Regions from separate parts of the Homo sapiens genome. Here region 1 is linked to region 2. Evidence: chromatin contacts called from ENCODE Hi-C or POLR2A ChIA-PET data. All regions are on one chromosome and are shown on one strand. The core of a region is the stretch at or near the end of the contact, and the rest is flanking DNA. Distances in the headings are between cores, read along the strand shown.

What was found. A loop is a pair of places that touch in the nucleus more often than their neighbours do. ChIA-PET counts read pairs that join two places held with the same protein, here RNA polymerase II (POLR2A). Pooled maps may share reads with other maps.
Region 1: a loop to region 2 is called in a pooled map, with 4 times the contacts of the local background. The contact joins two enhancer-like sites. A Hi-C loop is called at or near these places in 1 of 168 maps with a recorded cell type or tissue (endothelial cell of umbilical vein) and 4 of 50 pooled maps. POLR2A ChIA-PET finds 5 or more read pairs at or near these places in 1 of 52 experiments (activated CD4-positive, alpha-beta T cell).

What each region holds. Positions count from the first base shown.
Region 1 is chr2:196,232,586-196,235,285 of GRCh38, forward strand. All of the region lies in intron 21 of HECW2 (HECT, C2 and WW domain containing E3 ubiquitin protein ligase 2), which reads right to left. Among named protein-coding and RNA genes, the nearest start is that of HECW2-AS1, 26 kb to the right of the region's middle. Within about 2 kb of position 1,411, at least 20 of the 41 ENCODE cell types and tissues checked have a DNase peak (open chromatin) inside an H3K27ac peak, as active enhancers do; they include endothelial cell of umbilical vein, where a contact is called at or near this core.
Region 2 is chr2:196,402,351-196,405,050 of GRCh38, forward strand. The region is part of intron 2 of HECW2 (HECT, C2 and WW domain containing E3 ubiquitin protein ligase 2); the gene reads right to left. Among named protein-coding and RNA genes, the nearest start is that of HECW2-AS1, 140 kb to the left of the region's middle. RefSeq lists a silencer at 2,634-2,700. Within about 2 kb of position 1,306, at least 2 of the 41 ENCODE cell types and tissues checked have a DNase peak (open chromatin) inside an H3K27ac peak, as active enhancers do; they include endothelial cell of umbilical vein, where a contact is called at or near this core.

The sequences.
Region 1 (2,700 bases), core at 161-2,660, 170 kb before region 2:
ACAGGTTATACCAATCCCTGAAAGGTTGCTCAATTTGAAAACATTGTCAGAAATCATCAAGTAAATTATGCTTAGAAAGTTTAACATGTAATATCTTCTCAGGTGGTAAAGTTTGCTAAAACAACAAAGACTGACCTCACTGATTAGTTCCCTTTTTATGATGATAGCTGAATCTGGCTGAAGATGAGATGAATGTTCCCTGAGGAATTAAACTGAAAATGAAAAGTCTTGTTTTCCCAAGCAAAAACAGAGCTAACAGTTAGTTCCTCTAGGAGAAAATGTGTCTTCAACTGGTCAAGTTTTTATCTGCTGACTTTTAACTCTAGAAGCACTGATGGAGTCACCTCTAAAGCCAAAATAGTCTTAAACTTTGATTTGATTATAATCCAAAGCTTAGAACTGCCTATCTGAGAGCAGGTTGTAGATTACAATTTATAAATAAGCCTAGCTAACTCAGTAAAACATGTCACAGCAGGGTACATCATGCCTTTGCTTCCTGTAATGTCTTAGCAACTTCTTTCATATAAATAGTTAATATGACTCATATCACAGGGATTGTCTGTTACATTCCTGTTTTGCCAGTTAGGTTGGTTCCACAGCTAAAGGCTTGGCACGGAAATATAAAAACTCTGGACGACGGGTGTGTAGCCGCACAACAGCTGCATCTGAGGGCATTTCCGAATAAGCACAGATGTCTCCAGGGTGGCCATGTAGTCTGGAGCCCCAAGTGCTGATAGAGCATTTTAAATATCATCACATGGCTGGGTTGGCACTCCACCCAAGTTGTCAGTGGCACCCAAAATTTGTTAAAATAACAAATTTTATTCTCCCATTCTTTATTTTCAACTAAGAATTACTGAAAACTAAGTATTCTAATGAAAGCAGACTATAAAATGAAAGAAGATGATGGCCTTGGGAAGTCACACCATTTCCTACAAGTTGGTTCAGGCACACATGGCCTACACACCTTCTGATTCACCCTCAGATATTTATAGCAGCAAGGTGTTAGTTCTTGAGCCAATTAAGAAAGCCTGGTAGGTGAGTAAGGTATTTTGATATGATAAACAAAGTCTTACCAGGTGCTACCAAACCAAAGCCTAGATACAGAAGCATCCTTCTTTAGAAAGGTTTGGGTAATTTAGGTTATCCTGTGAATGTCTCTTTTTGGAAGAAAAAAAGGGAACACCATAAAGTGTACCTTGAAGCTTCACAGATTTCTGAGAAATTAATGACCAAGCTCAGGGCCTCAAACAGCTTCTAGTGAGGATCTGACCAGTCATATGTAAGAACTGGTTGGTTACTTTATAAGCAGAGACTGAAGAAAACTCCTTCAGATCTCATCCTCCCTAGTTGCTTTCATTTGCCTGTCTCAGGGGAGTTACAGAAAGCTCAAAAGGAAGATATTACAGGAAGTTCTTAAACTCCCAAACTAAAACTGCTTGTACACATCTCCACCCCAGTCAAAGTGTGGCTCTGCAAGACATGATTGATGTCATATTGATGGCACCTCACACATAATAAACTCATTCTTTCTTAAGAAAGGTGCCTTTTACAGGGTTGGCCATGGAGAAAAAGAGGCAGGGCAATCACAGTGTAAACCTCCTCTCTTTACGCAGGCCACTATTTCTTTAATGTTTTGGGTATTAAGAAATTAGTGGCCCCACGCCTTATCAGAACACAACAGTCTAATCCAGTTTTTTTTTTTTTTTAAAGAGACAGGGTGACAGGGTTTTGCTCTGTCACCCAGGCTGGAGTACAGTGGCACAATCGTAGCTCACTGTAACCTTGAGCTCCTGGACTCAAGCGATCCTCCTGCCTCAGCCTCCCAAGTATCTAGGACTACAGACACAAGCCATCACAACCAGCTAATTATTTATTTATTTATTTTTTATAGAAATGGGGTCTCACTATGTTGCCCAATCTAGTTTGGAACTCCTCGCCTGAAGCAATACTCCCACCTTGGCCTCCCAAAGTGCTGGGATTATAGGTATGAGCCACCATGCCTAGCATCTAGGTAACTTTTTAAATCATATAACTTTAGTTGCTAGGACTTTTAATTCAAAAGAAAATAATACACTGGAGAATGTGCAGTATAATAATAGAGCTGGAAAATACGTAGAATAATTCACTGGAGAATATGTAGTATTTCATTGACCTCAACCCTAGAGAAGCAACTTCTTAGTAGACTGATGCCCAGCAGAAATAGGCAACCCCTGCGTGCAATTTCACGCCACATTCAGTCAAGATGACTCAGTTTTCAGCCACTCCACCACTGCCGATCTCCCTTCCCCACAACTTTGCAAAGGCAGATAACCAGATTAAGTTGTGTGGAAATTTTCATGACTAAAGCAAAACCTCCAGCTCTAACCAAATTAAATCACTAGTTACAAGATAGGGCTTAGAAACTACCTACTTTTTGTAAAAAGCCAAAGCATAATATAAAATGTGATCTTAGTTGGTGATGAACTAATCAACTAAAGTATTTGTATTTATAGACTCTAGGATTATTTTTGTATTTTTTTTTTGTTTTTAGACCCAGTCTCGCTCTGTCGCCCAGGCTGGAGTGCAGTGGTGTGATCTCAGCTCACTGCAAGCTCTGCCTCCCAGGTTCAAGCAATTCTCCTGCCTCAGCCACCCTAGAAGCTGGGAGTACAGGCACTCACCACCATGCCCAGCTAATTTTTTTGTATTTTTATTAGA
Region 2 (2,700 bases), core at 56-2,555:
GATGGCTTGCAAGAGATTTACTTTTTATTCTTAGTCAAAGAAACTTTGAAATAGTTGTCTAACATGGGAATAAGAGTGAGAGACTCTGAGCCATTAATAGTGTGCATGGTGCACCTCCACATCATGGGTTACTTTGGCTACTTTTCCTTCACTGATTCAGTCCCCCTGACAGATATTATGTTCCATAATGTTTCTCTGTTATTTATTTAACAGCTTTTTGTCAGTGTGAGTGATACAGCATATTCAATGATATATTTTTCATGGTATCTAATACACATTGTCACAGTATACCTTTAACAATAGTCCTGAAACTCAAAAAACAAACTGTAAGAGAACGAACAAAATTTCTATAGCTAACAATTTAATTTGGGAGGTCAAATACATACTTGGAAATGTGAATATTGTAAATCAAATAAAGTAATCAATTAACAAACAGATTCCTTGCCTTGGGAATTTTTTTTTTTTTTTTTTTTTGAGACAGAGTCTCGCTCTGTCACCCAGGCTGGAGTGCAGTGGCACGATCTCAGCTCACTGCAACCTCCGCCTTCTGGGCTCAAGCAATTCTTGTGCCTCAGCCTCCCGAGTAGCTGGGATTACAGGCGCGCACTACCATGCTTGGCTAATTTTTGTATTTTTCGTAGAGACGGAGTTTCACTATGTTGGCCAGGCTCATATTGAACTCCTGACCTCAGGTGATCCGCCCACCTTGGCCTCCCAAGTGCTGGGATTATAGGCATGAGCCACCACACCTGTCCACCTTGGGATTCTTATTCTTCTGTCATTCTTTCCACTGATGACCAATTTTAACTGTGCTGGGTAGGACACAGACATAGGCATAGAAAGAGCAAATAAGTACTAAATAGCCACAGGCTACTAAAATGTCACTCAACTAAATGCTGTATTTTGATACTGCATTTGACAGCTGACGTAATGTACAAGAAAGTATTTAACAGATACATGTTCAGGAACATGATCACAGTAATAAAGCAACAGATGCTTAAGTGTTTCTGCTTTCCACATAGGGTATCCATAGAGACTATTAAAAAGACTTCCAGGGAAAGGTAGGATCTGTCATTAAAAATGCATCTCCTCATATGAGAGATACAGTAAACACAAACCTTCAAGATGCCCATAATTTTTAATGTACTTTTAAAAAGACATTTATACTATGCAGCTCATTTCTGCAAAATGTGACTTGATTACAAAGTACTCAGTGGCTTACATTATTTATTTAAGAAGACTGAGTCACTTTCCTAAAGTTTTACAGCTAACCTAGTCTGTGAAAAAATTCTAAAGCTTAAAAGCTCTCAAGGAAATGAACCAAAACATTCTGGAAAATTCATTCTCTGCAGGGAAGATAATCGTGGCTATAAGACCAGTCAGCCTAAGGAAGTACACAGGGAAGAAGAATGACCTCATGTAACAGATCCTCAGATCTTTTGAAGGAAATAATAATAACAAAAAAGAACATGTCTGTCTTCCTGCTTAAGATATGTAGCAGAAAGCCAGACACTTCTTCAAGTATTCCTTCAGGTTGTATTTCAGGCCTGTTACATATTTCAGCATCACACTGCCAACCTTCTCTATAGAACCCAGAATTTCTTGTGAAATTATGTCACTGTGAGTGTTTTAGGCCTCACATTCATCTGAGAAAAACACTCTAGTAATATATAATGGAACCATGCAATGGCTATGGTTGGCTAACCATGTTATACTACATTTTTACTAAATGCAATTGAGTGCCAGAAAAAAGTCTTCTGTTTGAATCCATACAATAAAGAGCTTAGCAACTTGTAGTATCCACATAGGATACTCTTGATTTTTGTAATAATTGAGGAGAAACATGGCACTTGAGTTGGAGACTGGGCGTAAGTCCCATTACATGAACTTTAATAGTTAAAAAGCATAATTCTCCCTATGATTTGCCCCATGAATATATACTTACTTGCCTAAGCATTAGTCATGCCTCTCTCTGTCATGTCTGCTAGGATTCTGTAATAAAGAGATTCTTCAAAGTCTCTTCCTAGACCTTCTAGGAGAAGAAAATGATGTTTTTATTTCCCAAAACCCAGTAAGCTTGTCCTGACCAGCCAGGAAGGTTCAGAGGGTCTTCTACTGCCTCCCCTAGTCAAAGATCTGTAACTTCAGAATTAGTGTCACTTTTTAATTGTGGTGAAAGCCTCAAAATACATTAAACCCCAAAGAGATTTTCACTACTGAGATTTTTATCATCTTGGAAAATGTTTCCTGTCTTTTGGCACATTTCTGCATTCAAACATTTCCTGATCTTCCAGGTCACCAGTTCCAGTGCTCCCACTACAGAAACCCTTCCATCTCAAGCTCTCCAATCCACTTTTTCTCCATTAATCACCCCCAGTTATCAATTTCCTCCTTATCCTGCCAGATTCCCTGATCCATTCTTATAATCATCCTGTTGGTAATATTTCTTTTTTTTTCTTTTTTCTTCTCTTTTTTTTTTTTTTTTTTTTTTTGAGACATAGTCTCGCTCTGTCACCCAGCCTGGAGTGCAGTGGTGCAATCTCGGCTCGCTGCAAGCTCTGCCTCCCAGGTTCACGCCATTCTCCTGCCTCAGCCTCCCAAGTAGCTGGGACTACAGGTGTCCGCCACCACTCCCGGCAAATTTTTTTTTTTTTGTATTTTTAGTAGAGATGGGGTTTCACCATGTTAGCCAGGATGGTC